Regions from separate parts of the Homo sapiens genome. Here region 2 is linked to region 1. The links are chromatin loops, found by intact Hi-C in ENCODE. Cell type or tissue: sigmoid colon. All regions are shown on one strand. Each heading gives the region's core, and the rest is flanking DNA. Links, peaks and the distances in the headings are about the cores only.

Region 1 (15,620 bases), core at 6,844-9,343:
TGAGGTCCCCAGTCCTTGGCAGCTCGTAACCTCTGGACCTCACTCCTTTGCCCCCAGGCCAGGCAGTGCAGGCTTTGCTGTCAAACCCTGGCTGCCTCAGTTTCCTGCCCTTCCCCGCTCCTTATGCGATGGGAAGGGACAAACAGCCCAAATGTGGGCAGGGATGCAGGACTAGTAGCTGACAATTTCCCAGGGTGTCCCACTGGGCCCCGGCGCCCTCTCAGCAGGCTGATGGCAGGTGATGTGGACTAAGCAGGGGACACACTCACAGATGGCATCTATGTGCGGTGCCCAGGAGGAAACCAGAGGCACAGCTTGGGTGGCAGCAGAGCCAGCACCAGAACTCAGATTTCCTGACTCCTAGCTGGTTGTTCCTGCACCAGGCAAAGAGGAGAGGAGTGGAGGAGGAAGGCCTGGCTAATCCTTACCTGGGCATGACCAACGGCAGTCTCCTGGGGCTTCCCACCCTGCTTCCTTGCCCCTCTAGGGGAATGGCAGGTGCTGGCAGTCCAGGGGGACCTGGTGGGATGTTGGGACCTGGAGGGCTGAAGTGATGGGGTTGGTTGGGGATCTCACTCACTGGTGCCTCATAATCGCCCAGGCCTTTGGAGTTGAGGTGTGAGAAGCTGGAGGGCCTGCCCCATACGCATCTTAGGGGGCAGCAGGGTGGTGGAGGGGTCCCCTAGATGCCAGTGGTGACCCCACTGTCCTCCAGGCAGAGCAAGCAGGGCCCACACAGCCCTTAGAATCAGGCCTTGAAAAAGACCAGGCTGAGCATGGGGACCCTGAAGGGCAGCCCAGGGCCTCTCTGGGGGCTGCTGGCTGTGCTCAAGAGGGGGCACCTGATGGGACCACGTCAGCTCCAGGAGAAGCACAGAATATACTTTTTAACTCTGACTTTGTTGCTGGGATCTTGAATGCTCCAGAGCACAGTGGGAGCTGCCTCTTTAGAGAAGCAGCTGCTGGGGGAGGAGGGAGGTGGGGCCTGGAGGTGGGTGGGCTCCAAGGCAGTGGCTCCTAGGGCGGGGGTATGCATTTGTGCCTTCCTGCAGCAAATGTTCATGGGCTAGAGGGCCTGGGGCCATGGGGACCAAACAGCCCGGTGCCTGTCCCCAGGCCACCTACAGTGGGGGGCAGAGGGGTAGAATGACAAATGCAAACAGGGAGCTGGGAGGGAGCCCCCTTTGGATGGATGAGGTGATCAGGGCAGGCTTCTCTGCAGAGGAAACCCAAAGGTTGAGTAGGGGGCAGCCAAGTCAGGGGTGAGGGCAGGTGGGGGGCTTGGTGGGAAGGGACCATGACCGACAGCTCCCACACAGTCCCCTCTCCACACCTGGCCTGACATGTCCTACTTGATCCTCACATAGTCCCATCACTGCTTTATGGACCACGCCAGAGGGGGGAGATCAGATGATCTCCAGTGTGCCCAAGGCCACTCATGGGGGTCAGGGAGCTGATTCTCAAATCCAGGAATATGCCTTGAAAGTCTGGGGCTCCCTTCTGCACTGTGCTTATAGATGTGGGATCCTTAGCTTTCTTGGGAGCATGGATCCCTTTGAGGATCTCGATGAAAAATCTGCACCTCTCCCAGAAAAATGCACCTCTGCACAGGTTCACAGATGTCTGCATACAATTTCAGGGTTCTCAGACCCTGAAGGCCACCAAGGGACCCAAGTACATGAGCCTTACACAGCACAACCTAAATCGTCAATGGCAATGTCTCAGGAGTGTAGGACAGTGACTGCCTCTGTAAGACCATCAGCACAGCCATGGCCACACATGTTGTCTGGAGGATCAGGTGGCCTTTTTCTGTGGCTTTTGAGGTTGAGGCTGGGTACCCTTGTGGCTAATGCATAATGCCAGGATGGCCAATAAAGACACCATAAAAATTCCCTGCCGTGTGCCTGACACTGGACAGATTTAATCTCCAGGTCTTCTGGGAACCCCGCAGAGGCAGGGGCTGTTTTCTCATTTTACTGATGGAAACTGAGGCTCAAGGAAGTGAAGGAATTTGTTTCAAGTCCCAGGCAGTACCACGAACATGGGATTTGAAATCACGCAAGTCTGACACGCAAACCTTGGTTCTTTCCTTTTTCCCTTCTCACAGAGGGTGCTTTTCGCTTCCCGGAAGCTGGCAGGGAGTTCCTCTAAAGCGCAGGTTGGAGTGGTCAGAAGGGAGCGAACTGACAGCACGAGGAAGGCTCAGCGCATGCCAGCTCCACTCACGGGAAATGACTCACTGCAGCCCTGCTGCTCTCGGGCTCCGGGGGACACATCCACATTTCCTGTATCTCGGCTAGAGCCTTGGGCAGTGTGAGCTGGCAGGGCAGATCGCTGAAGGCGGCTAGAGATAGAAAACCACCCAGCTCTGCATCCTGAGACAAAGAAGCCTTTCCCTGGGCTCATATGATAGAGGTACGTTGCCTCTGGGCCTCAGTTTTGCCATCTGTAAAATAGGGTGAAGGTCAGACTAGATTGGGCATATTCAGTGTGGGATCCCCCTAATGACGGCATCAGCATCACCTGGGAAACTGCAAATTCTCCTTTATGACAGTGGCTCTCAAACTTTAATGTGCATTGAAACCATCTGGAGGAGAGGAGCGTTTCCCACTTGAGAACCACACAGCGGGATCAGGGAGGGGCGAACTATAGTCCACCGGCCAAATCTGGCCATGGCCTGCTTTTTATGGCCCATGAGCTAAGAATAGTTTTTTCCATTTTTCAGTAGTTGGGGAAAAAAATCAAAGAATATTTTGTGACATATACAAATTATATGAAATTCAAATCTCAGTGTCCATAAATAAGGTTTCGTTGGCACACAGTCACTCTCAGTCATTTGCATATCGTCTACGGCTGCTTTTTCCGCTATGAAGACAGAGTGGAGGCGCTTGCTCTCCTGGTTACATGCTGCTGCTCACGCCCTACACCTCGCAGGGATGTGGTTAAACTCGGCTTTGCCTCTTGGCCTGCAGAGCCTAAAATATTTACTATCTGGCCCTTCATACCAGACATTTGCCGACCCTCATCTACAGAGAGAAGGGAAAGGAAGAGAACGGGAGGGGAGGGGAGGGGAAAGGAGGGGGAAGGGGAGAGAAGGGGTTTGTGCAAGAGCTGGGGTCCCTTCTGGGGAAAAAATGAGCTGTCAGGGGCTTTTGGAATCTGAGAGAGTCCTGCTCTGCGCTGGGCCAACATTTGGAATCTTTTGCACAGTTGCTTTGAGGGTGATCTGGAAGGCCCCTCTGACCAATAAAGACCTTCCCTCTTGCCTGTATGAAAACCTAACATTCCACTTCTAGAGCAGGGGCTCTTACCTGGGAAGCCCCCCATCCAGAGGCCAGGCTTCGGGGGTTCTAGGTAAGCTTTTAAGCATGCAGGTGTTTTCTGGGGAGAGTTTGGTGGCGCCAGTGACCTTCCCTACCCCTCCCAAATCCCAAGCACCCTTTTTGTTCCTTTGGGGCACACATTTTTCTCTCCCCACCCCTCCTTTCAAAATGTGAAAGTCCCCGGAAGGGGGACACTGTGCACCTACATCTTCCTACCTAGGAAAGGGGTGAGGTGATCTGATGGGACTAGGCAGGCTTTAGGAACGTCCAAGGAGTCTGAGGAGAGGTGGAGGGCGGCGGGGGCAGGGGGGCATTTAGAGAGAGGAAATGGGAAAGAGGGCATCTTTCCCAGAGGGCTGCAGGACCTCCGAGCCCACACTATCTGTACTCATCCACTTCTCCGCATCAGCAAGAGGCATCCAAGACTCGCAGCCCACACGGCTACCCTCCCACCCTCACTGGTGGGCACTTCCACTCCCCAGGCCCCACGAGGCCTCCCGCCTGCAGCGTTAGCCAAGCAAGTCTCAACTCTGGCCCTGGGATTCCAGGTATTTTCCCAGCCAGCCGCACCTCATCTAATTGCTTTCCAGTCAGCTAATCCCTGGCCCACGCCCTCCACTCCAGCCAGGCAAGCCACCTCTGTGTGGCCAGCAGGAGCTTCTGAGACTTCCCATGGCATGCATCCAAGCCTGGGGCAGCCTCTCGCCTCCCCTTGCCCAAACCACATCCTCTTTGCCCTTCCCCACACCTCAAACTCTCCTCTGACTAACATTTCCAAAAAAAGTAGAGCTTGGTCCAGTCCAGACCAAAAGCGGCAGACTAATTCATTCCCTACCACCTCCGCCCCCCAGACTCAGCACTTCCTGACTATCAGGAAAGAACAATCAGCAAAAAGTGGAGCTGTACCTACTGTTCAATTTCTAGAGCTAATTGTTTTCAGCAGGGTTTTGGCCTTAATTAAAGGATAATTAATTACTGAATGTGTGTTTGCATTTCCACAAGTGTGTTTGCGTTTCCTAAGTCTGGCTTTTAACCCTGGGAAACCAGATTCAGCAAATACTTTCATGTTTCAATACTTCTGAGTAAGGGAGAAGGTCTTAATTACAGAAATGGTAGTCCTGTGTAATCAAGGGGCAATGCAAGAATGAGCTAATTGTGCCTTCCACACACTCGGCCACGATTTCTGTCGAGCTGCTGTGAGGAGAGGGTGGCAGCTGCCCAGCCCTGCCCAGCACTGTGTCCCTATCCGTGGATTCTCTTATCCCTGTCACGCAACTGGCCACCCCTGCCACAGCCCTTCTCTTCCCTTTCTATGTGTTTCTTCTTTCCTACCTTTTCCCCCTCTTTAGCACTTTGGGAGGCTGAGGCGGGATTGCTTGAGCCCAGGAGTTTGAGACCAGCCTGGGCCACATGGCAAACCCCGTCTCTACTAAAAATACAAAAAATTAGCCGGGGGTGGTGGTGCACACCTGGAGTCCCAACTACTTGGGGGGCTGAGGTGGGATGATTGTTTGAGCCTGGGAGGTTGAGGCTGCAGTGAGTCCTGATTGTGCCACTGCATTCCAGCCTAGGTGACAAAGGGAGACCCTGTCTTAAAAAAAAAAAAAAAAGAAGGACCACGTTTTCCAGACCCTGCAGGGAGCTCTCCAGCCAGGCAGCCCCCACACGCACACTGGCTGTGAGCTTGAGGTTTTAGTATTCATGGTGCCCCTTTGCTGCCTGGTGCTATGAGAGGCTATGAAAAGTACTTTTGAGACTTTGGGAATCCAGTTACTTTAGGGGTCCAGAACTGCTCCAAAAGCCTGAGGATTCCAGAAGCTGCCTCCAGACCGCCTGGTCCAGCGTAATAGCCACAGGCCACATGTGGTCTTGGGCACTTCAAATGTGCCTGAGTCCAAATTGAGAGCTGCTTTCAGTGTAAACTACAGACTGGATTTCAAAGACTTCGTACCAAAAGAGAAGAACGTAAAAAATATCTCATTGGTACTTTTTAATATTGATTACACGTTAAAATGGTGATTATTTGGATATATTAGACAGCATAAAATTAATTTCACCTGTTCCCTTTTCAGTTTTTTAAAATGTGGCTACTAGGCCATGTAAAATTACACGTGGCTCACGTTATATTGTTACTGGCCATGTTGCTCCATAGGTGAATTCTGCTGTAATTGTCAAGGTTTCCGTCATCTTCAAGGTCTGTGACTGTGGGTGTCCTTTCCCACCCACTCCATTCTCCCACCCTTCGTGCCCCCTGCACATACTCCTAACTTCCTCCGTTCCTCATGGGAGGGGCAGTGAGGAGGGCCCTGCTGAGCGCTGTCACAGTGTACAGCAGGTGCCCAGGCCCCCACAACAATCCCTTCCCCATGGGCTCTTGGTCCAGGGAGCTTTGCTAGAAGCTCCTCCTGACTTCTCCTAAAGATTGTGGTTTGTGGGATTCTGACTTTGGACAGACTGAATCTCATATGAAGCTCGGTGGAGGGTTGTTGAGAAAAGGCCACTTAACCAAAGGCAGGGACAGAACAGAGGCAGCTTCGCAGGCTGAGAGCACTGTTTGCACTGGTTCACTCACAGTGTGGGCACAAATGCCCCTTTTGGGCTTGCTTGCTGGGGTGATGGGGGGTGTTTCTTTTCCCTTTCCCGTTCTGAGCTCATCTCCAGGGACCACTACCAGCCAGCCCCACTCTGCTCACTCACATTGCCCCTTCAAGGGTTCTGGATTTATCTCCACTGAGAAATCATTCCAGATGAATTCTAGAAGGGCTGACTATTGTCTCTGGCTTTGCTCAGTCTAGGCACTCTACTTCCTTAATTCAGTCAATAAGTATCTACTGAGGACCTGCTATATACCAGGCACTATTCTAGGCACAGGGATACAGCTGTGAATAGACACGTTCCCTGCCTTGAGAGAGTTTCCATGCTAGTTGAGAGACAGAAAATAAGCGATTAACAAAGAAAACTCCAAGCCAGGCACTAGTAGGGCAATGAAGAGAAGGCAGTCAGGCTGGGGACAGTGGTGGGGGGACAGGCTGGGGCGTGGTCGGGGGGGGGTCTGAGAAACTGACTTCTGAGCAGAGCCCTGGACAGGCACCTAGAAGAAGGGCCTTCTCCCAGAGAGTGAACCAAGGTCCTGAGCCTTATTCTACTGTGTTCTTCCACATTTTTTCCCAGTAAGCAGCACTTCAGTTTATACAATATAAAATATGCTGTGAACCCATCCTTTTATTTCATGTCTTTGTTTTTTGGGGGTGGTGTACCTCTCAGACAGTGAGCTACAGGGAAGGGAGGAAGTCAATTTATAATCAACAAATCTGGCCGGGCGCGGTGGTTCACGCCTGTAGCCTGTAATCCCAGCACCTTGGGAGGCCAAGGTGGGCGGATCACCTGAGGTCAGGAGTTTGAGATCAGCCTGGCCAACATAGTGAAACCCCGTCTCTACTAAAAATACTAAAATTAGCTGGGTGTGGTGGCACACGCCTGTAATCCCGGCTACTCAGGAGGCTGAGGCAGGAGAATCCTTGACTCTGGCAGGCGGAGGTTGTAGTGAGCCAAGATCACATCACTGCACTCCAGCCTGGGTGACAGAGCGAGACACTGTCTCAAAACACAAACAAACAAACAAAAATAATTAACACATCTACCCAAGGGCCAGAGAGGGTAAGCTGCAGAAGACTGTCTGCCTCCGAAACCCACCTTCTTCCCCTAGCATTCCCCTCCTCTTCCTGGCTACAAGAGAAGGCTGATCCTGGAGGTTCTTTCTCAAAAGGCCTGGCCCCGCCCACACTCTGACCTACAGTTCAGTGCTGGCGGCAATGAGAGCAGAGCCATCAAGAAGGAGCTGGAGCCTGGCTTGGTCTTGAGGTGGACAGAAGGGAGGAGAAAAGTTAGTTCCCTAAACATCATTCACATCTGAAGGCAAGAATGGCAGCAGGTGGATATCATCAATGCTAATTTGAGCTACAGGTCCTGAGAGCTGGAGTCGGTTGGAGAAAGATCCACAGGGGTCCTGGAGAGCTGTGTGTGCTTTATTCACCCTCGGCTCTTAGTGCAGGGCACCGTTTGCTCCTCCTCTCCCCAGGAGACAGCAGCTCTGTGAGGACAGGGACCCCAGCGTGCTTATGCCCAGGGCCTAGCAGTGGGTCCAGCACTCGGCACCCCAACTGCTAGATGGAGGGCACCTGTGCTGGAGCACGGAGGCTGGGCAAGGCGGGGGCCCACTCTGGGAAGCACGGAGGTCGGGGGGCTCTGCAGACGTCTGCAGAGTTGCCTGGATCCTCCCTTAAGGTGGGAAACAGGCAGGCTTATATTTTGACTTCTGAGTTACCTGGAGTAACTGATGGCCATTTTTTGCACCCCCAGTGCCCGGTTTATGATCTCTGAAATGTGTAAGTCACTGTCCCTCCCTCCCAACCAGTCCTCCCAACCAGACCTGCACTCAGAAAGTCCCCCAGCCTGGCTCCCCTAGTGTTTGCTGCCATCCACCTGCTGGGAAACTGCTAAGGGACGGTGAGGGTGTGTGAGCAGGAGGGCATCCTACTGTGTGATTTTAACCCCAAAGGATTACCCCAAAGGATTTAAAAATCTAGACGGATGCTTGTGCCTGTGTACATATACATCTTGTACCCACAACTCTGGCAAGGTACGATTCTATCCTCCCCAGTCCCGTCCATTAAACAGCTCAGAAAAAATAATCTGCACCCCCTCCCTCCTCCAAGCCTTCAGCAGCTGCCGGTCCCCTCCCACCTTCAGCTCAGCTCTGCAGATAGCAGGGGCCTCTTGAAGTTCAGACATTAATTACCCAGTCAGAAGATTTTTCAAAATTACAAGGCATGGCCCCAGGAGATAAGAGGGAGGAGGAGGAGCAGGCGGGGGAAGGAGATGGGAGGGCAAGCCGTCCAGGGCTGCGAAGGCGGGGCTGGGGGCTGGGAAGGTGCCCCTCCCCTGGGGAGAGTCCCCCTACTGCCCTCACTGCCCCCACTCGCCAGGCTTGTGCCCTCTGCAGGGAACGCAGAGAACAGGGATTTATAGCTCGTGCTGGGCCCATGCCCGAGGGTGCGTCTGTGGGGAGAGAAAGGGCTGGGGACAGGGATGTAGGACTTTTCTTGTTGGTCCTGAGCAGAAAAGTTTTGACATCACCATCTCTTACCTCCCTACCTAAGCCTTAAAGTAGAATTCCGGCTGGAAAATGGTTTTGTGAATTTAAATTGTTTTCAAGCAAGGGGAGATAGGCGAAATCATTCTCTCTCCCTAATTAGGAGGATGGATGGAGCTGAGGACTCCCCGGGAGGGAACTGGAAGGAAGATTTCACTGGGGGTCAGCAGGGCAGCTCAATCTATGAAAAAATGCCAAATAGTTGATGTTTATTAGGAAAAACTGCTCCCTGCTATATACCCTTCATAAGGCTAGTTAATTCCCCCGTGAGCACATGCATTCTGAATCTCTGTATTTCAGAGAAAATACCCAAAGCTTGCACCCACACCACCTTCCAAAACAGGATTAAAGAGATGTCCTCCTGAGCCATGTTGAGATTGGTTTAGAAATCTCTTGAGTTTTAAGACTGTTTAAAAACGGTTCTGGCTTGGAGACTGGTTTCCCTTTGGAAACCAGTGTCTGGTGGAAGCTGGTATTTTTATAACTCTAGGCTCTCTATCAGATCCTGTGTTACCATGGTTGCTAAGGGGAACACTGGCTTCAAATTTCACATTTCAGTTTGCAGAGTCTGGCTAAGGAAGCAGAACAGTCAAAGGGTGGGGGCTGGGGAGAGGGTCGGGAGTGGAGGTGGGGTGGGTGGGAGACTCCAGTTCTATCTTGAGGAGGTCAAGGATCCAGGCAGCTTCAGATGGGGCCGCTTCCGTGTGTTTATGTGTGTATGTTTGGGGCGTGGGGGTCTGGGTAGGTCGGCGTCACCCCGCTGAGTTAACTTCACTGTGTGTGCTGAGCGGAAGAGGGGAACGAAAGCTCTGGAGGGGACAAAGCGGGTGGGAAGTTATTTCGGCGGAGGTTACAGGAATGGTCGCTTAAGCTGGGGTATTCATAGCAGCAGCTGCTGGCCCTGCAGGGACTCCGATGCTAAGCCAGTGCCCAGGGGCTGGGTACCTGGCCCTAGGAAGGCTACATTCTCAGAGGAACATTCCAGGCGGGGTCTGTGCCTAAGATTAGGGCTGGAATAAACTGTTCATGCAGAAAGGTTCTCCTGATTTTTCAAGCTGCATTCTAGCCCTTCACTTCCTGCTAAGTCTTTTTGTTTGACCGTTACAGTCAGAACAAATTTAAAGGCAATCAGGAGCTGGGGAGTTGCTCTCTGCCGGGATGCCCTTTGAGGTGGCTCTCCTGCCTCCTCGCCTCTTCCTCCATCTGGGCTCCCACCTTCCCTCTCCTGCCCACGCTTTATTTGGAGCACTGCACTCCTCCGGGCACTGAGTTACCCGTGGGCTCCTCTGGCTAGAGACTGCTCCAGATTTAGTTGACTTTGTTATCTCAGCACATTTCTAGCAAGCAATGTGTCCAGGAGACTTTCCAGTTTAATAAGGAAGTAGCATTTTTCTCATTGTTTGTTGAATGAATAAAGGAATGCTCCTTTGTTCCTTCCATGGTGTTGCTTTCTGGCTTAAAACCTTTCCAAGGTTCTTGGAGTCATCCTGCATTCACTAGAACACCTCTGGTGAGAGCCGGAGCTGGCCACGGCTCGCTCATCGGGCCCTCTCTTTACCACCCAGATGGGCCATGCTTATTCTGGCCCCCACGCCTTGGCTCAAAGGCTCCTTCCTGGAGGCTTTCCCCATTTCCCCCATGCCTGTCCACAATCCACTTTCCCTTAAGCCCCAGCTCCCCTGCCCTTTGTCCCCGGCGGCTCCCCACCTCCTTCCCCATTCCATTTCCCCACATTCATCCAGCTTACAATCCATCATAAGTGTTCATGGCTGCTTAATTTCAGGAGGATTGCAAGCTCTTCGCTGAAGGATCACAACTTATATCCCTCCTTCTGGTACTACTAGGAAACTTCGCAGTTCAATAAGAAGCATTGTCTCAAACTAAATCATTGCTTGTTGAATGAGCACAGACTCCGAGCAACATGCAGCCGGGGTTCCATGACAGATGAGACCTAGCCTGTCCCCAGGTAGCAACGAAAGACTGAAATGATTTAAAAGCAACCAAGAAAGGGTCACAAGGCATTAATACAGCCACCTGGCAAAGAGCATATCTGGAGACAGACGTTGACAGCCCCGGGTGGACATTAGTTCTATAGGATGTTGTAAGAGGAATGAATCCAGGCAGGGTGAGGAGGCGGTGGGAAGTGAGCCCGGCCCTGAAGGTGGGCAAGAGCCAGGCAAGAAGAGGAGAAAGATTGTTCTCATGGTGGGAGGAATGCAAGGCCACCTATGGAAATACAAGTGGAGCAGTTTGGCTGGAGAAAGGGGTTGTGTTTGCTTATGGAGGCCTTGGATGCCCCGTTGGGAGAATGGACCTCACTTTCTGGGGCTGACTGTGTTGCGATTTTTTTTCTCTTGAGCCATGCCTGGAACACGGTTTGTATTCAACAGCAACACACAAACTGACAGTTCCCTGCAAGGCTGTCATATGCCACTTGCTTCACAGAAACACCTCGCTTATTTTAAGCCTGAAAACAAAGCCACAGGATGAGTATTATTCTCATTCCTATGCTACAGATAAGAAAATCGAGGTTTCAAAAGACGGAAGAATGAGGTTAAAGTCCCACGGCTAGTAAGTGGCACAGCTGGGATTCAAACTCAGGTCTCTCTGGCTCCTAAGGCTATGCCCCTCACCCAAGGGTTTTTGGCTGGTCAGTGGATGCTCACTGAATGCACCTAGGATGCTGAGACTATGTTCCTTAACCTTGGCCGGACATTAGAATCATTTGGAAAGCTTACATATCCCTGCCGAGCAAACCCCATTTTCAGGAAGTTTGGTTTAATTGGTTGAAGAAGGGGTCTGAGAGTTTGTAATGTAGTAAAAGCTTCTCAAGTTGCAGGGCTGAAGATAATTCCCCATGGATCCAGCCAGCAAATCTCTGCTCCCCATCAGAGTTCATTGTTACCCCTGGGGAACAGACTATCTTGGTCACTTCTGGCCAAAGTGGGTCCTGCCCTGGCCTCTGCTGGGTAGCTGAATGCCCTGCTCTTGGGAAAGGAGGAATGGTCCGCCTGGAAAGGTGCCTCTGAAGAATGTGTTGCTTGACTCTGTGAAATAGCAGAGGCTCTCCACCCACACCCGCTTCATCTCAGCCTTTTCCGAGGTCAGATTTCCCCTGGAGCCAAAACAATGTGAGCAATTGAATGCACACTCACGCAAAAAGTTTAAAAAGTGGCTCTCTCATTGTTGCACAGAGCAATTTCATTTCCTGAGAAGCCTGACTTGCTGGCCTCTGTGTTCTCCTCCCTGGCCTGTGCCTGCCCACCTCCTCTAGGAGCGCAGCCAGTTGTGTCCCTTGGGGGCACCCCTCAGAGACACCCCTCAGAGGCATCTGCCCTCTCCCTGCCCTTCCCTTGGAAAGGGCAGGGAGGGGCAGATGGGATTTCTGGGGCCTGGAGGGGAGAAGAGCCAGGGGGCAACCAGAGGGAGAGGTTGGTGGGGATCAGGAGGTGGGTACAGAGAGATGGGAGATTCCTGGCAGAAAGCGCCCTGCCTTCCTCCTTTACTCCACTCCTGACCTCTGGCTATGGCTGCTGGACTCCAAAGAGACAGGAGGGTTGGAATTATGGGTAGGGATGAGCTGGGGGGATTGGATGGAGAGAAGAAAGGTGGGATGTTCAGGGGAGAGAGAGGATGAGAGGAAGTGGAGGAAAACAGGCGCATGGAACTTTGTTGAAAATTCCCCTGCTTGGCTGGGTGCAGTGGCTCACGCCTGTAATCTCAGCACTTTGGGAGGCCGAGGTGGCCAGATCACCTGAGGTCAGGAGTTTGAGACTAGCCTGGCCAACATGGCGAAACCCCGTCTCTACCAAAAATACAAAAAATTAGCTGGGCGTGGTGGCGGACGTCTGTAATCCCAGCTCCTTGAGAGGCTGAGGCAGAAGAATCGCTTGAACCCGGGAGGCGAAGAAGGTTGCAGTGGGCAGAGGTTGCACCACTGCACTCCAGCCTGGGCGACAAGAGTGAAACTCTGTCTCAGAAAAAATCAAAAAACAAAACAAAAAAAAAAAGGAGAGAAAAGAAAATTCCCCTGCCAGAGAAATTTTCAACAAAGGACTTTAAGTAAGGGGCTCAGAGAGAGGCATTCAATGATAACCTAGAAGAGCCTCACAACAACACCACGGGATCACAGAGGCACGGAGAGGCGGAGGAGGTGGAGAGCATTGTAGGGTCAGGGAATGAAGGCTCTAGACAAGCCAGACCCACAGCCTGGCATGTTGGCTCAGAGATACCAGCTGATGGGGAGATGACAACCCTTTGCTCAGGCCATAAACAATAATTGCACCCCTCCTGTGTGTGCAGCCCTCATAGTCACAGTTAGGCTGAGGACCTGGGCAGGAGAAAGAGGTCCTTAGAATGCTATTATAAAATGCTCATGGGATGTTTTTCCATTTGTTTGTGTCTTTTTTCATGTCTTAAAATAATATGTTATAGTTTTCAGTGTACAAGTTTTTTACTTCTTTGGTTGACTCTATTCCTAAGTATTTCTTTTGGATGCAATTGTAAGATTGTTTTCCTAATTTCCTCTTCAGATAGTGCACAGAAATAGAAAGGATTTTTGTATGTTGATTATGTTTTTTGCAAATTTACTGAATTCATTTATTAGTTCTAGCAGTTTGTGTGTGTGTGTGTGTGTGTGTGTGTGTGTGTGTGTGGAGTCTTTAGGATTTTCTATATATAAGATCATGTCATCTACAAACAGAGACAATTTTATGTCTTCCTTTCAGATTTGGATGCTTTTTATTTCCTTTTCTTGTCTAATTGTTCTGGCTAGGATTTCCAGTACTATGTTGAATAGGAGTGGTAAGAGTGGGGATCCTTGTGTTATTCCTGATCTTTGATTGGAAGATTTAATATTGTGAAAATGTTCACACTATTCAAAGCAATCTGCAGATTCAATGCAATCCCTATCAAAATCCCAGGGGCATTTTAAAAACAGAAGTATAGAAAACAATTCTAAGATTCACTTGGAAATATAAAAGAGCCCAAATAGCCAAAGCAATCTTGAGTGAAGAAGAACAAAGCTTGAGGCAATCACACTTCCTAATTTCAAAATGTATCCCGAAGCTACAGCAATCAAAACAGTATGGTACTGGTATGAAAACAGGCATATAGACCAATGAAACAAAATAGAGAGTCGAAAAATAAATCCACACATTTACAGTCGACTGATCTTCAACAAAGGTGCCAAGAACACACAATGGGGAAAAGACAGTCTCTTCAATAAACGGTCTTGGGAAGACTGGATATCCACACGAAGAAGAAATTATACTCTTATTTCATACCATATACAAAAATCAACTCAAAATGGATTGAAGACTTAAATATAAGACCTGAAACTGTAAAACTACTAGAAGAAAACATAAAGAAAAAGCATCTTGACGTTGGTCTGGACACTTTTTTTTTTTTGGATATGACTCCAAAAGCACAGGCAACAAAAGCAAAAATAGACAAGTAGGATTGCATCAAACTAAAATGCTTCTGCACAGCAAAGGAAATAATCAGCAGAGAGAAAGACAAAGTATGGAACAGGAGAAAATATTTGCAAACCATACATCTGATAAAGAGTTAATGTCCAAAATATATAAGGAACTCCTAAAACTCAATGGCAAAAAACCTAATAACTCAATTTAAAACTAGTCTAAGAATTGGAATAGACCTTTCTCCAAAGAAGACATGGAAAATGGCCAGCAGGTATATGAAAAGATGCTCAATGTCATTAATCATCAGGGAAATGCAAATTAATTAAAGCCACAATGAGATATCACCTCATACCTGTTAGAATGGCTGTGAGCAAAAAAAACAAAAGACAAACTGGTAAGGATGGAGAGAAATTAGAACCCTTGTACACTGTTGGTAGAAATGCAAAATGGTGCATCTGCTGTGGAAAACAAAATGGAGGGTCCTCAAAAACTTAAAAATAGAGCTGCCATATGATCCAGCAATCCCGCTTCTGAGTATTTATCCAAAAGAGCTTGAATCAGGATTTTGAAGAGATATAGCACTCTCATGTTCATTGCAGCTCTATTCACAATAAGCCAAGACACGGAAACAACCCAAATGTCCATCAGCAGATAAATGGATAAAACAATGTGTGTGTGTGTGTGTGTGTGTGTGTGTGTGTGTTGGGGGTGGGGGTGGGGAGATGAAGAGTGGTTGGGTAATGGGTACAAACATACAGTTAGATGGAATCAGCTCTAATGTTTGATAGCACAGTAGGGTGACTATGGTTAACAACAATGCATTATATATTTCAAAATAGCTAGAAGAGAGGACTTGAAATGTCCCTAAGACATAGAAATGATAAATACTCGAGGTGATGGATATCCTAAATTCCCTGACCTGATCATTACACATTCTATGCATGTAACAAAATATCACATGTACCCCATAAATATGTACAAATATTAACCTCCAAGAAAAAAATTTTAAAGTGGTATATACATACGATGGAATACTATTCAGCCTTTACAAAGAAGGAAACTGCAATATACAACAACATGGATGAACTCTGATGACATTACTAAATGAAATAAGCCAGTCACAGAAGAACGAATACTGCATAATTCCATTTACATGAGGTATCTAAAATAGTCAAATTCAAAGAAGCAACGAATAGTGGTTGCCAGAGGCTAGGGGGAAGTGCAGATGGGGAGTCGCTAATCAATGGGTGAAAGTTTAAGTTATGCAAGATGCATATGTTCTGGAGATCTGCACAACATTATGGCTATGGATACAATACTGTACTTTATCCTTAGAAACCTGTGAAGAGGGTAGATCCATATTCAGTATCCTTACCACAGTAAAACTAAAAATAGAAATTCAAAAATATTTAAAAAATAAAAAGGAGCTTGCTAAGCAAATATGAGTTGTAAATAGCAGAGCAAGGAGACTCCTGCAGCTACAGATGACCAATAATCTTCTTCAATCACTTTGAAAACCACCTCGGCAGAAACTATTTGTTCTTAAACAAGAAAAGCACACATTGAAAATTCTTCTTTTTCATCTCTGGAAGAAGGATCTCTGATTGGCATGTTAGTTGGGGCAAAAATGGAATCAATTCCACCAAGATCTACTGGGATCCTACCATATAGGTGCTGAGTTATGCACCAAGAAAACAAACAGAGTAGCCCCTGCTCTGCCTG
Region 2 (15,620 bases), core at 5,578-8,077, 52 kb after region 1:
CCAGGTGCTGGGACTCAGGCCTGTGTTCCTCTCTCTGTGAGACACCCTCATGTGAGTTCTCTCTCCTCTCGATGCTCGGGGCCGTCTGGGTGTGCCGCGATGACAGCACCTAGCATGCTGGTCTGGAGTTACTGGGTACTGTCTGCATTCCCCACCAGATTAGGAGATGCCCAATGGCAGGAGAGGGGACCTCCTTTTCCATTTTTCCACCATCTCGCTGCCTGGAACACAGCACATGCTCAGCTGATAAATGAATGAATCTTGGTGTGGAAAAGGCCATCCCCACTAGAGTGCACATGGAGCAATGTAAAGATGTGTGTGAGATAGGGCAGGGGACTGGAGGTTTGGTGGCCCGTGTGGGTAACAGCATACGTGTGGACGCTACGTAAGGCTGGAGGGAGTGAGTGCTGACTGGGTGCCTCTGGGGCTCGGTGGACTGGGGTCAGAGGGCGGTGGTCGGCAGGCAGCGCTTGCCTGGAGGCAGCCTCCGCAGGTTTCCCCCGGCCTACGGGATGGTGGCAGCCTGCGGCAGACAGCAAAACACTGAATTCCCAGCCACGTGGGAGGAAGTGTCTCCAGCCGAGAGGATAGAGGAGGTGGGGTGGGGTGGAAATCCCAGGTGTAAAGATGAACTGGCAGTTCAAGCTGCAAGTTACTGTCAGGGTGAGGCATGCAGCCCCAGGGTCGGAGGCCTCCCCAGGCTGTACCCCACACACTCAACAGTTCCTCTTATCCCCGGGCTCCTCAGTGCCAGGAGAGCTGGGTATCCAGGTGAACCGTGCTGTTCTGGAACCAGAGTCCTGAGCTCCAAGATTTATTGGACTGGTAAAATTTGAGGGTTGCCCACATTTTATTTTGCTAAGCATTTTTTTTTTTAAAGCTTCATCCGTCATATCATAAAAGAAAGGACAACTTAATGCCAATATGGTAGGAAGGATGCAATCTCAGAGTAGTAGCCAGTCCTTCCCAGAAAGGGCAGTCGACGACTTTTCAAGTCATTCCATACATAAGCCGTGCTGGTGCAATGTAGACCAGCTGTGGTTGGTGGACTGGCCCCTGGGAGCCCCCCAGCTAGGCCTCCCAGGTGGTCCAGACCTGTGGTGGCCTACATGGGACCCTGTGTCTAACAGGCCTGGATCCCAGTTGCTCTTCCCAGCTAAGACATCAGCCTTTCCCAGATAGGAAGGGAGGGACAGTACACCCTGTCATTCACTAAAGGTTAGGACCCAGGACAGGTAAATGTTAATTGGAGATGAAGGAGAAAAACATCTGTAATCTGGGGTGTTCTGGGAAGCCAGGCCTGGGCAGGGGAGAAGGGTCTACAGGCGAAGCTCCCCACTTCCCACTCCTGCCCCATGGGCTCTCTGAGTCTGGTGGCTTGGTAGCCAGTGGAGTGGGGGTGGGTGGTGGCAGCTGCCCCGGGCCACAGGCGTGGGCATTCCTCTTCTAAGCTCCACACTCACACTCAGCCCTGTTTATAAGGCACAGGAGCCAAGGAGTCTGTGTGGCCCCGCCAACTCAGCCCGGAGGCCCAGAGGAGGGAACCCAAGCCGAGGTTGGACTGAACCACATCTCATGCCAGCCCCAGGACCTGTCCGCCTGCAGCTTCCCAGAGCCTCGGGCACCTGACCTGTGGCCCTGTGGGTGCACTGAGGGCCTGGGATCTGGGCCAAGGAGGGGAAAGCGAATGCTGAGAAGGCCTTGTGGGTGGGTGGCATTCATGTCCCCTGGGCGCTGCACGCTTTAAATAGCTCAGCTTCTCTCCCGCTCACAGTCTTGTCACCCCTGCCAGCTCCTGCCTGAGTTTCCACATCAGAGAGGGCTGATTTCCAGGTCAGGATGGGGAGCGGGTGGGGGGACAGGGGGACCTGGCTTCCTTGGGTGGCAGAGGCTCAGGAGAGGAAAACAGAGTGCTGCCCCCATCCCTCTGCAATCAGTGGGACTTTATGCTCCAGGCCAGGCAGGGGCCCTGGAGCTTGATGGGCAAGGGGCTTCATATGGCTTCCCCTGTCTCCCTGGAGAAGTCCATGCCCAACCCAGGCCACCTTCTACTTGAATCTGCAAGCCCATGACCAAACACCCCCACCCAGAGAGCTCTTGGACTTCACCCTCCACGCCTGCCCTGGGTCCTGGTTCTGGCAGGGCTCACTTGGCTGGGCCCGTGACCCACCCCTGCCTCCATGGAAACTTCTGGGTCCCTAAGTCTTGATCCTACCCACCCCACCCTCCTGCCCACCACTCAGCACCTAGTTCATCTAAGGCAGGTCTTTAATCAGCAGCCCCAGCCCCTGCTTCAAAGCAGTTTGAATCAGTACAACTCTTTAACATTTACGTGGCACTTTACAGTTTACAAACTATTTTCACGTCCTTATTTCATGCGTGCTATGCAGAGCAGTTATAAATAATCCCCATTTTACAGCCAATGAGACAGAGACAGCCAGAAATATTAGGGGAAGTATCCAAGTTCATATGTCAAATTAGTGGTACAATCCAGACCGAAACCCAGGCCTTTTACCGCACTAAGAATGCTTCCTCTCCTGCCCCCATGCCCCCTCCCTTTTCTACTGTTTGACAAGGGGGAGAGGAGGGGAGACTAACACAAGACAAGGGGAGGAGAGGGGAGGGCCACGTGTCTTCTCTCCCAGGCCCTGAACCCTGCTGCTGGCTCCATAGGTCACTTTCACAACCCAGAACAAAAATCTCGCTAGATATGGCCTCAGACCGCCCGGCTCCAGCCACCCTCGCCGGCAGACGCATGCAGATACACAGAGAACGGGCTGTTATCTCTCCTCTCCAGCCCGTTTCCTCCACTTCTCAAACAGCAGATTTCTTCCAGCCTGGCTGCCTCCCCTGGTCACCACCCACAGCCACTGGCCCCTGGGGCCCGGCCAAATCCCCCGCACCCTCTTTGCCCTAGACTGTGACGCCGAGTCTCTGCTAATCAGACAGTCGCCTCTGCCCTCCCAGCCGCCGCCCCCAGAGTTCCCTGGAAATGTCCCTTCTGCAGGCCCGGCCCCCGCTGCGGCGCACGGCTTTGTCTGCACACACAGCTGACTTGTGTTTGCAGGGACAGACAGGGGCTGGCGCTGGGGCCGGAGCCAGGAGGCACTAGGAGGGTAGAGCAGATGGGGAAAAACACAAAGTCCAGAGGACAAACTTTTGCAAGCAAACCCTTTGGGGTCATTTGGGAGCCTGACAACAAGAAGAGGGGGGCTCACAAAGCCAGAAGCTCCGTGAAGGCAGGGATGGGGGGGTCTTCGCCTTCTGTGACTCCCCCAGCAAACATATTGGCTTGCTAGTCTTTTGCGATCTGAGTACAGGAAAAATCATGCCAGCTAGGAGGGGATGGGATGACAGAGGAGTCCAGGGAGAGAGGGAGGGACAGATGGGCCTCCTGAGGCTATCAGCACGCCCCCCTCCTTAAGCCCTACCCCTGCACTCTGCCCTGCTAGGTACACAGAAGGAGATCCATAAATGCTGGTCATGCTGAAATGGCCTCTGGCCATCTTGCCCCTGTGGGGCCCTTATTCCACTGGCTCCCCAGCACGCTGCCTCTTGTGTGCGGACCGGCAGGAGGGAAGCCTGGGAGAGTGGCTGAGACAGCCCAGCACACCATGCATGCATCTTGATGCATGCTACATGAAAGGATCCCCCTTTATCAGGCAGAGAACCCAGTGTCCACAGTGCCCCGCCAAGCTCGCAGGGAGGGACACGCATGAACCGACGCGGCAGAGGTGCGTGTGCCACGTGCTGGATAAAGTGTCCCTCACCCTCCCACAGTCTCCCTCCAGCCTTTGCAGTTTTGAGCCTGATTTTGAACTAACACCGGGACACCGAGATGACGGGGTCATGATAAATCAAGTTGTATGGGGGTGGGAGGAGTTTTTAGCTTTTGTTTTGAAAGGCATAGCAGCACAGTGAAGAAAGCGATTTACAAGGTGGCTCTTTCTCCGGGTAGCACTCTGGGCTGTGTGCTGAGGAAAGCTTAGAAGGGTTTCTAGAGGACTGAGCAACCCAGGCTGCCTTGGCTCACACCCCAGGGTCCTCACTTCTTAATCATTTAGTGTTAGAAATGACATAGCGCACAGGCTCTAGTTTTTTTTCCTCTCTCCCTCTCCCTTTTTTTCTTTGCAGGCTTGGCCTCTTACACTTAGTGATCTGTAAGGAAGGGACCAGTTAAAGGTGCCATCACCCTTCCTCCAGCCTAGACAGGCAACGGAGGTACACAGCCTCATCTGAGACACAAGCTGCTTCCTTAGGACTTCTGCTGCTGGAACCTGTCATGGGAGACTCTGCCACCTGACCTCCGGGGCTGCATGCAGATGGTGCTCACAGATGCCCATACCCCACAGACCAGGGCCCACCTTCACCCAGAGCTGCAGCCTCCAGCACCTAGGGCTGCCAAGTGGAAGCAAAACATACCGATCTAAGTGGTCTTCTCTTTGCATTCACGAATCATGAAGGTGGTGGGTTGGAAACCAGCCCAGTGGGAAGGAAGGACATGGAGAAGTCTTGTCCCCCTTGGGAGGACAAGGAACCATTCTTCTGTCTGTCTGCAGCTTGGTGGAGACTCTCCCCCACCCCCGGCAAGACAGGAAAGGAGGCAGCAGACCCAAGCCCGCTGCTAAGCGCTGGCCGGGAAGCTGTCTCTCAATTCTTTTGGTCATAAGATGGCAGTGGGGAGAGCCCAAGGCCTGGCCTGTGGGGAGGAGGCTCTGAAAGCATGGCCACCTAAATGGCATGTTTCTTATCTCGTTTCCCTGTCACCTCTCCTCAGCCTTATAACTGACCCCCTCCAGATGCACTCCTGACCAATCAGGGCATGCAGGTGGCAGTGTGTTCTGAGGAGACAGAGTGTGGGGTACCAGGGACTTGGCTCCAGTTCTGTCTGTCACTGACCAGCTGCGTGACTTGACGTATACCTCCTAAGCTCTCTGGAACTTTCTTTCCCCATGTATAAAATGGGGCTGTTAACCCCCACCCACAAAGGTCTAAGGGATACTTATGGCCCACAGTGTATGCATACAGCTGGTATCCAGCCAGTGACTGCAGAGAGCTGGCCCAATGGCAAAGGAGGAGTAACTGGTGTTCCTGTTGGACCCCTGACAGGAACCCCCAGACATGAGCGACACCAGTCAATGTTGTGTTTATACTAACACCATCGTCCCCACCATTCAAGCCTCATCCACCCAAAGGAGGCAGGTATTATCTATTACCCCAGTTTATAAATGGAAAACTGGGGCCCCGAGAGGGAAAACCACTTGCCCAGGCCACACAGCTACGAAGTATTAAACTTAGGATTCAAATCGGGGCTGTCCAGATCCTGTACTCTCAGTCAGGGCTGAAACAGCTTTGTGGCATCATTGTCAGCCAGAACAAAAAGAAACAAACTGTCATTCTGGGCTCCCCAGGGACCAGCGCGACCTGCTGGACTGATGTGTCCCGATGCGGTGCTAGTGAGAATGCCCCCAGAACGCCTCCAGTTCTGGGGTTCAGGGAGCACTCCCAACCCAAGGTGCTCACCTCCTGGCTGCTGGCATTTCAATGAAGTGTAGTACTCCATGCCCATCCTCACCGCCACCTCAGGCCCCTGGACACCCCCACCACCTCTGCCTGTTACCTGCTTCACAGTCCCACGGTGGTTGATGGGAGAGGCCTTCCTGGCTCAGGGGTAGAAATCAGAAATGGGGTGCCCAGGGCACACCATGAACTACCCCTTCTGCCAACATGCCCAGAGGCTGAACGGCCATCCCCTGGCCAGGTTCCCCTGGTACAAACCCCGGATGAGAGTCCCATCGATGAAGATAGACCAGGGACCTTTTCTACCAAAAGGGAATGCCTGTGGCTTTCCCCGGTGCATTTTCTGGGGGATTGAATGCTTGTTCTAAGTTAGCTTGTGACTGACCTGCTCACATCCTCCCCTGCACTCCTGCAGACCTGGGGCTCCCGCCTCCTGATTGATAAATGACATACCCTTTGAACAGCTAACATTTCTGAATGAATAGCTAAAATAAGGAAGTAACTACAATAGAATCGACCCCATTTTTCTACCTGGCTCCTTAGAAGATGGCTGAGAATGCCCTCCTGGCTCAGGCTCCCATGCTGTGCACAGACATTTTTTCTAGAATTCTGAGGCCCTGTGGGCTGTTTGCCTTCTACTTTAGGAACATCCTAACGGGTGGCTGCTAAAAAACCCCAAGAGGAATCCTCACAGAATGTTCCATAAAACATACTGCAATGACCACAGGGGCCCCAGGCGTGGGACCAACAAATTGGCGGTGTTGAAACAGTGACTCTACGGCTGCCCACTGCTGGTGACTCAAGGCATGCCTGTTTCCGGGTCCAGGCAGGTGTGGAAGGAGCTGACACCCCACACGGAAGCCCCTTTGCCTCTGTACAAGGCTACTGAGGCCAGATGAGGCTGCGGCCTGCTCTCTGTCCCACCGCCCCATGGCCTGCCCTTGACCCTGGCTGCAGTCCCTCTGTCCACCCCTACTGCATGGGAGAAGCCTGTTGACAGCCAGGGCTCTTCCCACAACCTCTTCCTGCTGTTTGAGAAAGAACATAAACAACACTAGACAAACCAATGCATTTTAAGAAAATGCAGCCTCAGCTGGTTGATACTCATTCGTTCCTAAGGGCAGCTGGGTCTCTGGGCAGGCACTGTTCCCAGGGAATCCAGGACCCATGCTCTGTCCTCCTTCTAAGCTACCTGAGACCTCGGTGGCCCTCCTGTGGCCTCCAAGAGCCCTGGTTGTCTTGGGTATAAAATGGGAATGAGTACTACACTGGCCCGTTTTGGAGGTCTGGAGGGGACCCTTGCTGTGGGTTCTAGTCCAACTCTCAGCCTGAGGTTTCTGGACTCAGGGCTGGGACCCCAAGGGGTCTGAAAATTGCACATAGGAGGGTGGCTTGGTGGCGGTCACCATCATATAGTTTAAATCTTCCCTGTGGGACAGCCCCCAGGATGCCAAGATGCTGGGAGGTGGCCGCAGGCAGGAAGGGCTGGCCTTGCACACTGGTGCCCCCTGCAGGCCGCCCTGCCCACCCAGCAGGTGCTGCCGCCAGCACACACAAGCCAAGCAGGCCCCAGACTCTGTAAATGGGGCCAGGCGGGTGGGAAGGAGCCGGCCAGACCCGCCGGGTGGGGAGAGTTGGGGATGGGTCCTGCTCTGCACTGGTCAACCCGCTAACCAATCAGTCAGCAACAGGCATTTTAGCAGGCACCCTCTGTTTGCCTAGCGCATCTGCTTTGGGATAACAAAGCTGGAAGGAATGTCTGAAATGACTTCTAACCTCTCCATGTTTTATGGGTGAGGAAGCCACCATCAGGGTAGAAGGCCTGGCCTGAGGTCGCCCAGCCAGGGAAAGGCAGGGCTGGGGCTCCCCACCGGATCTCCTGCAGCCCAGAGCACCTCCTCCCACGCCGAGCCTTTAAATCCTCAGCTTCTGGTTCCCTGTTTGGGATAAACAACTGCCAGATTGCAGACAGAGCAGCTCCCATCTTCTCTTCCCACCCGCAGTGGGTTCCAGCCTCTCCCTAGTCCTAGACCTCCTTGCAACCTTCACAGGCTCAAGGCACTTGAGGGGCTGTGCGAGGCAGACAGAGGTGCCACAGGCTCTGCTGGAGAGGGCCTGGTGCCTGGCTGGGGAGACCTGACCCACAGACCACACCCGACCCAGTGCCCTCGTTTCCCCTATGGGGATGCTGAGGCTCAGACGGTGACATTAGTTGAGGGGCTGGCTTCAGACTTTCTGCCTCCTGCTCCACCACTTGAGGGAGGGGAGGAAAAGGGGCTTCTGCAGAGGGGAGTGAGGTGAAAGCAGCAAGTGTTGCTGTGCAGACCCGCCCCATGGCAGCCTCCTGCACAACCCTGCTCTGGCTCCTGCAGAGCTCCTGGGGGTGGCATCATGCTCCCCCTCCCCCACAGCGAGCACTGCACCTCTGTGCCTGGTTGGGCGGTGGGCGCCCATCTCCATATAGCTCTGGAAGCAGCTGGTGCACAAAGAGGGGCTGGTTGGGGCACATGGGGGCATATGGAGGTGGGCATCCCTACCCTCTCCTACAAGGCAGTAACCTCACCAGGGAGGGGTGGCGGGTATCTTCTGGCCTCAGATGCCAGGCCCTTGGTGCCACACCACCTGCCTCAGCAAAACCCCAGGGTTCAGAGGCCCTGGAGCCTGGCCAGGGTCGCAGATTCAGCAGCCCACTCTGCCACCTGCAAAAGACGGCCCAAGGCTGGCAGGAAACTCACGCCTCTTGAGGTAGAAGTTTTAGTTTTGGATGAAAATATGGTCTTGGCCTGAAATGGCAAGAAGCAGGCGCCAGCAAAATGAACGGGCCAGTGTGGTTACAGTGACCTGGGGTCACGGCCCGGCTGGGCAGCCTCAGCCCTGGGCTTGCTGATTGACACCCTCCGCCAGGCTGGCGGTACCTCCTTCCCCAATCCTCCTCTGCAACCCCCAGTCCCTCAAAGGGTCCTGCCACTTACAGATCCTCTTGTTGTCTTCCTTCCACCCAGATCCTGCCTCTTCCTTCATGCTTCCTCCTCCAGGAAGCCTTCCTCAACCTACTCCACTTACAGGGCTTGCCCCTTCCTCTGATGTTCCTAAACTGCCCTCTGGCTGAGCTGGCCCTGCCCCCCTTTATGTGTCAGGCAGAGGCCAGTGCCTGTTTCACTGGGGTTTCACAGTACTGAGCTCAGGGAACCCTGTGGGGCCTCCAGGCCAGTCCCAGGGCCCCTTGGAGAGCTTTCCTTGTGGCTGGATCCTGGGCTGTCTACAGTGCTGCACCCAAACCTCAAGTCCTACTGTGCCGGGGGCCCCTGGACTTGTGGAAGAATCTCTGCGTGGGCATCTCATGGCGCTTTCCCTGCCTGGGACCTCCCCTAAGAACCTTGAATGAATGGAATCATCAAAAGGAAAAGGAAAAACATGCTGCTATGAAATTCACAAGTTTCTCCTGGAGGAGGAGTCTTAAGGGAACACAGGTAAAAGTCAGGCATTTCAGTGGATTTTAACAATGATAATGTCAGTGCAGTAGGCAGGAGGAGGAGATGGGTATTATGACCCCATTTAACAGAAGAGTAAGTGTAGGGCTGCCACGCTTGAGATCCACCCAGAGTCAACCAGTTGCATGGCGCCACAACTAGAGCCAGGGGGAGGTGGCTGGCTCTTGGCCGCTTGAGTTATTTCTTATGCCACAGGTGGTAAGGCATTAAAGGAAGGGTCTATGGCAGGGAAGGCTGATTCCAGGTGACTGTGCTTCGAACCCCACTTTAGAGATATTACTCCCCTTGCCACATTTTTTTTTTTAATACTCAGAATAATGCAATGACGGTTGCCTAATGGGGTCCATGCTAAGTATGGGTCCAATATGTGGCGCTCCAATACGCAGCTGCTCAAGAATGCACTTATTCCGATTATAGCTATTCACCAGCTTTAGCTGGAGTCTGGCTTTCCCCAAATACCTCCTAAGCTACCCCCTTCTTTCGTATGGCCTTTGCTCTACGGAAAACTGGGAGGCAGGGGCATGACATGGTGACGTGCTGGCTCCCAAGCCCTCTCTGCTTAATGGGTCTAGGTGTGAATGACCTGGGTGCATACAGACTTCTCTGGAATACACTTGGTCTCAGGCTCGGCACTGTCAAGGGGGTGCTGGAGGGGGGACGATTTTGAGCATGCCTGTCCTCATACTTCAAAGTGGCCTGAAGCTTCTCTCACTCTGGGACCTGGGATCTGTCCTGGAAGGGCCAGCAGAGGGTTAAGGGAGGGTCGTTCCCTGCAGGTTCCTCCCTGTCCCCCCCAAAGAGGCCGCTGTTTTTCCCTGAAGACTCAGAGCTCTGCACCCTGATACCGAGTGAAGGCCTTTAAACCTGAGCTCTAGGTGGGAGGCAGTGAGGCACTCTGGCGGTGTACAGGGACCCCTTATTCTAGGCTCTGGGTTTCAAGGGCAGAGCCATGCTGAGCCAGCATGACGCAGACTCCCTGTGCCCATGGTTCTGCTTCTGGTCGAGTGTATCCGCCTCTCCTGGACAGAGGGGCCCAGAGAGGGAAGACCTAGAAGTAGGAAAAGCTGGCCTTTGGGCACACCATGGGTTTAAATTGCTCACATGATGCCGATTGGCCTCAGAGTAACCCAGGCACTGATGGCTGCCCCTGCAACAGCGCCTCCCTTCCATGCACTGCGCCGTGCACTCTGTGTGTTCCTGACCTCTTGGTGGCTGTCTGGAGGGGAGCTGGGGAGACCTCTGTCTCCGTAAGGGGGCCTGCTCTTTATCTAGACAAGGTGGAACCTGGCCACCCTGAACACTGTGGGTATAAATACTCTTAGAGCGGAGGGTTGAAGGCCAAGTGTGGCATTCCTGCTGGCTGTTGAAAGAGTTGTCCTGTCATCTCCTCTTCCTGTTCCTCTCCCCCTCTGTCCCCTCAACTCCCTTCTGGTTCATTATAGGCATCAGAAACGCAGCTCAGGCAGGTTGGTATGGGCGAAGGGCAACAAGGAGATAAGCCCACAGCAGCATGGTGAGGGGCACCAGGGCCGGGGGTGGGGCACCCTGTGCGGAGTCTCTATCCATTCTTCCTATCAGCGGCCCACAGGCCAATGTTAGGGGCCCTCTCTGGAATGCAGGCTATGTACCCCTGGGGAAGCCTGCTCACCCAGGGGCTCTGGTTCGAAGATGCCCACTGACTTGTCCCAGAAGCTCTTGGAGCCCACCATGGCACTTACTGAAGGAAGGGGACCAGCGCTAGGGGAGCACAGTTCCCCATGGCAGGCAACCCCAGCTCCTGGCTCTGGCTGGTGGGGGTGGTGGTGGAAATGCCACAGTTCCATGTGCCAGGGGCCAGAGAGCAGGATCCTGAGAGTAGGGCAGGGAAATGAGGCCTGCCATCACAGCTCAGGTCTTTGAGGGGCAGGCTTAAGCCTGGATATGCTCCCTCTCCACAAGAGACCACGTGGCTACCTAGAACCCCTGGTTCTCTGATGTAAAACATCTTTAAGTCCAACATCCTATGACCTATCAACATGTCTTCATGGCCTCTTTCAACCTCTCCAGGCCTCAAGTCTCTCAACTGTAATACGAGGGGGTTGGACTGGATGATCTATAGATCCTTCCTGCAAGTCTACACTGGTCTATGATTTTTAATTGATCCTGGAACTCTACATCTCAAGAACCCACAATGGCTCCCTGAGTCCCACTTTATAAAGTCCAGATCCTTCTGCCTCTTAGTCGGTCCCCCTTATAGACTTCCTCCAGCTCTCAGCTGAATTTCAGTAAGGCAGTGTCCTTATTGTCCCTCAGTTGTGTCATTTCTTTGGCTCTTGGTTCATGATATTTCCCCCATCAAAAACACCCTTCCTGGAAACAGTTTGGCAGATACTCAAAAAGCTAAAGATAAAATTTCCATATGATCCAGCAATTCCACTTCTAGGTATATACCCCAAAGAATCAAAAGCAGGGACTCAAACAGATATTTGTGCATGCATGCTCCTATCAGCATGAATCACAATAGTCAAAAGGTGGAAGAAAATCAAGTGCCCATTGACAGATAAATGGATAAACAAAATGTGGTATAGACATAAAATGGAATATTAGTCAGCCATGAAAAAGAAGGGAATTCTGACACATGAATAAACCTGGAAACCATGATGTGAAGTGAAATAAGCCAGGCACAAAAAGAAAAATATTGTATGATATCCCATGTGTGCTATTTGTAGAGTGGGTGAATTCATGGAGATGGAAGATGGAGGGGAGGCATTGCTGTAGGGGAGTTATTGCTGTAGGGGAGTTATTGCTGTAGGGGAGTTATGGTGGGTACATGGCTTTTGTTTGGGGTGATGAGAGGGTTTGGTGGGGTGCCGGGGGATGGTCATGGGCATTGTCCAACATTGTAGGTATGCGGGGTACTGCTGAACTGTGCACTTAAAACTAGTTCAGATGGTGAATTTTATGGTATATTTTACTGCAATAATAATTTGCCAAAAAGAAAAGAAAAGAAAAACAGTAACAAAGCTGTCCTGCCCTCTTCCTCCTCTGTGGCCACTCCCTCCCGCTAGGTTTAGCTCTCTTCTTGCTATAATACTGGGGCAGGCCTCTGAGCTCCTTAAGCATTTTCAGGAAACACCTTGGCGCCATGCACAGGCTGGTTCCAGAGGAGGACCTCAGATAACGCAACACTATTTTCTTCCTTTTGAAAGAGTGACCCTCTGTGGTCTCCTTCCTGCCCAGGGGCCACTGCTCTCTCTTGGTAGTGGCTGGGAGCCTCCCTGGGGAGCCAGGGACAGGGCGGTGAGCAGTTACATAACCCGCAGGGAGATTTTTTCCATCAGCCCAGGCGGTGCCAGCTTTCCAGCGGCAGCCACGGCAGGTAGAGGCGCCCTGTCTGGGCCGGCCGTGCCCGGGCAGGGCAGAGATGCTGCGATCTGGAGCCGCTTAGCATAGCTCAGATTCCCCGCGGCGGCTGGGGGCCGGCCGCTCACAGAGCTGGGGGGAAGGATCTGCTGTCTCCTGCCTGCCTGGCTCCGGGGAAGGAGGAGGAGGAGGTGCTGGGGGTGAGCTGCCAGCCAGCCAGGGGTGACCCTCTGGGGCCTGGGACACCCGAGCTGGCCTTCTCCGGTAACCCACTTATCTGCAGGGCCTGCTTCGGCGTGGCAGCCTCAGACAGGGCAGTGCCCGGCCAAGTTCTATCAGGGGATTTAGCAGGGAAAATGAACCCTGGGTGGGGGGTGAGGGCATGCAGGGAAGGGGACACGGTCTGGCAAGGGACACGGGTGATGGTGAAATAATTCCTGACCTGGGTAAAGCTCTCCTGGCCCAGAAGCGAGAGGGAGAAAACCCCAGGCCATTCCCTTTTGTGGCTGTGGCCTGTGCTATTCCCATGCCTGCCTATCCATGCTCCTTCCTCCCCAGTGAAGGAAGCTCCTGGAGCCAGCCAGCTGATGCCTGATGAATACCTTGTGGGTACCAGTATGGTGGTGGGACACAAAGATGACCCAGACGCATTCTTTGCCCCAAGACATCCACAGATACAAGTCTCAGATAAGAAAAGCTTAAACAGGGGAGCCCAGAAGACTTCATGAAAGGGACACATGGTAAATGTTCAAGAGTCAGAGGAAGGTGAGGTCCCTGGGCTGGGAGATCAGGGAAGGTTTCCTGGAGGAGGCAGATTTGACTAGGAGGAAGAGTACACCTGTCAATCCTGGGCCCACCGCCCAGGAAGACAATAGTCTAAAAGCACTCATTGCCTGCCCTCATTGTTCCACATTTAATCAGCGTAGGGGGGGGAAATGGAAATGCTGCCCAAGACTGAGGCATGGGGTGGTCTTTGGGAATCTAGGATGGGATAAAGTTAGAAGGGCCTCCCAGTTCATCCCACCAGGGCAGGGCACCCACACTGATGGAGCCATCCGAGTGGTGTGGCTCAGAGCTGGGGTCCGTGCATGCATTACCTCATTTAAGCTCTACCACAACCCAATCATCCCTTGCAGGACGGAAACGTGGGTGCAGAGACATGTTTTAAATGCTCAAGATCAGCATCGAGGCAGCAATCGATGCTACTGCACAGGTTTGCTACTCCTCAGGCCTCAGCGTTGCTGCCTCAGGGCAAGAAATCCTGTCTAGAGAAATGAGATTCGGGGGCACGACCCACACCTGTCTGCTCCAGATGGCCCAGCTGACCTGATTCATGAAGCTGCAGGCTGGTCTTGCTCTCCCCTCCTGAGCCACCCACGCTCCTAACAACACAGGGCAATGGCCACTTTTCACGGGAAAGGAGTGACTTTTGTCCAAGGCTCCCTCAGCCTCTGCACATCTAGAGTCTCTGACAAGGCCTGCAGTAGACTGCCCATGAGACTTGTAAAAGCCCATGCCGTGCACAGAAAGGCACTTTGGGCTTTCTCAGGAGCGGGGCTCTCTGTGATTTTGAAGAACACAGTAGTGGCGCAGTGGCGCAGTGGCACAGTGGCGCAGTGGCAAAGAGGCAGGAAGCTGGGCACTTGGTTTTGCAGGAAGCTCACTGGTCCCTGGGGGCCTGGGGCAGTAGTTGGCACAGCAGCAGCACCCAGGCCCCCCTGATGATATGATGACTGGACACCTGGCATGCTGCTGTTCTGGGCACTTTCCAGGACTGGCTGAGGATCAGTGGTCATTTTCTTTCCTCGCTTATTTTCAGATTCAAAAATCAAAATGCTTGTTTATGATCCGGTCATCGGCTGCTCTGTCTCACTGAGCACTTCAAAGCTCCAGAGAGAACCACAGGCTTAGCACTCCTGGAAGCCACATGTTCCCCCGCCCCACCCAAACTGAACAGTCAGGGCGATCTGGTCTAAGCACTGACATTGAGGTATCCCACCTGGGTCCTTGAATGCAATGCTTAAGATTTGCACAAACAGATTGAAAGACCACAGTGGAGGGCAAATGAACAGAGACATACAGGACCTGCCACAGTGCATGGTATATAGCAGGTGCTCAATAAGCGTTGAGAAGAAATAAAGATTGGAGAAAAGCAGGTCATATTTACTCATCCCAAAGCAAGTGCAGACAACAAGATTGGCAACGAGGCACACGGCTCCTATCCACTGTGGCTCTGGCCGCAGGGGCAAAGAACATGGATAGGAGTCAGGCATTGGCTCTTCCTGTTGGGGGAGCCCAGGGCTGCCACAGAATCCTGGGCAGGGGTCAAGCTCCTGTGACTGCTGGCCTCCTGTGATGCCAGGCCAGCCTGACGAGGCCTGTTGGTGCCCACCTTCAGGGAAATGTGTGTGCCAACTCTGCATGTCCCTTGCAGGGCACGGGCTTCAGCATGGGGACAGATGGCCCACAGGGGGCAGGGCGGGAGCTCAGATGCCAGCCATTTTTAGAAAAACAGCCCTTTTCTGGGCTTTTGCAAGCTTCCGTGCAGCCTGCCCACGGGGAAAGCGGCTTGCACTGCCTCTGGCCCTTTGCTTCAGCCTTTCTGATTTCTAGCAACTAGTGGAGGGGAGCTCGATGTGGGTATGGCCAGGGCTTTTGCTCAAGCTTTGGAATGCACAGAACAATGTGCTTCTATCCCTGGGTGTGCCTGGCTTGGGCCAACATTAAAATTAGTTTACATGCCTGGAGTGCACATCGGCTCAGCGGTGGGTGTGCAGAAATGAGGGAGGGGGTCTGAGAAGAGGGAGAGGATGCAAGGAGGAGATGGGAACTGGGGCCAGCAGCCTGTGTGGTTTCACAGGGACTAGGGCGAATGGAGAGTGCAGGGGTTTCTTCAGGTACCCTTGACCTCCAGAGGCCCAGAAAGCTCAGAGACTCAGCGACCCCTGGAAACACAGTGGGATTATTCCACAGGGTGGATTTTGAAATCCCAATTGATGACTTCCTGAGATGGATTCTTTTTTGTTTTTTAGAGTCTCACTCTGTCGCTCACACTGGAGCGCAACAGCAGGGACCTAGCTCTCTGCAGCCTTGACTCCTGGCCTGAATGGATCCTCCTGCCTCAGCCTCTGGAGTAGCTGGGGCTTCAGTAGCAATGCTGCCACACCTGCCTATTTTTTTTTTCAAAGATGGGGTCTTTTTATGTTGCCCAGGCTGGTCTCAAACTCCTGGCCTCAAGCAATCCTCCTGCCTTGGCCTTGCAAAGTG

What was found. Peaks named below come from ENCODE experiments on the same cell type or tissue, not always from the same donor. Only the 100,000 strongest peaks of a DNase experiment are listed, where the experiment ranks them.
Region 2: it touches region 1 in a loop (2.1-fold over the local background); 22 of 110 quality-filtered maps call a loop at or near these places.

What each region holds. Positions count from the first base shown.
Region 1 is chr18:48,821,487-48,837,106 of GRCh38, reverse strand. All of the region lies in intron 10 of CTIF (cap binding complex dependent translation initiation factor), which reads right to left. It overlaps CTIF-AS1 (CTIF antisense RNA 1), which reads left to right. Exons shown (of 3, transcript XR_935449.3): 3 at 2,108-15,620. Among named protein-coding and RNA genes, the nearest start is that of CTIF-AS1, 13 kb to the left of the region's middle. RefSeq lists enhancers at 1-406, 407-1,307, 3,770-4,433 and a silencer at 3,875-4,169. In sigmoid colon, for the core only: no CTCF peak of the experiment used is centred there; a DNase peak (open chromatin) is centred at 8,336; H3K4me3 peaks cover 332 bases; H3K27ac peaks cover 156 bases.
Region 2 is chr18:48,768,662-48,784,281 of GRCh38, reverse strand. All of the region lies in intron 9 of CTIF (cap binding complex dependent translation initiation factor), which reads right to left. LOC107985147 (a long non-coding RNA gene) reads right to left here. Exons shown (of 2, transcript XR_001753444.2): 1 at 8,493-15,620; 2 at 4,128-7,457. Among named protein-coding and RNA genes, the nearest start is that of CTIF-AS1, 65 kb to the left of the region's middle. RefSeq lists enhancers at 1,845-2,476, 5,460-5,599, 5,043-5,984, 7,220-7,720, 7,721-8,221 and 2 more and silencers at 3,104-3,286, 5,310-5,389. In sigmoid colon, for the core only: a CTCF peak has its summit at 7,025 (motif pointing left); a DNase peak (open chromatin) is centred at 7,014; H3K27ac peaks cover 423 bases.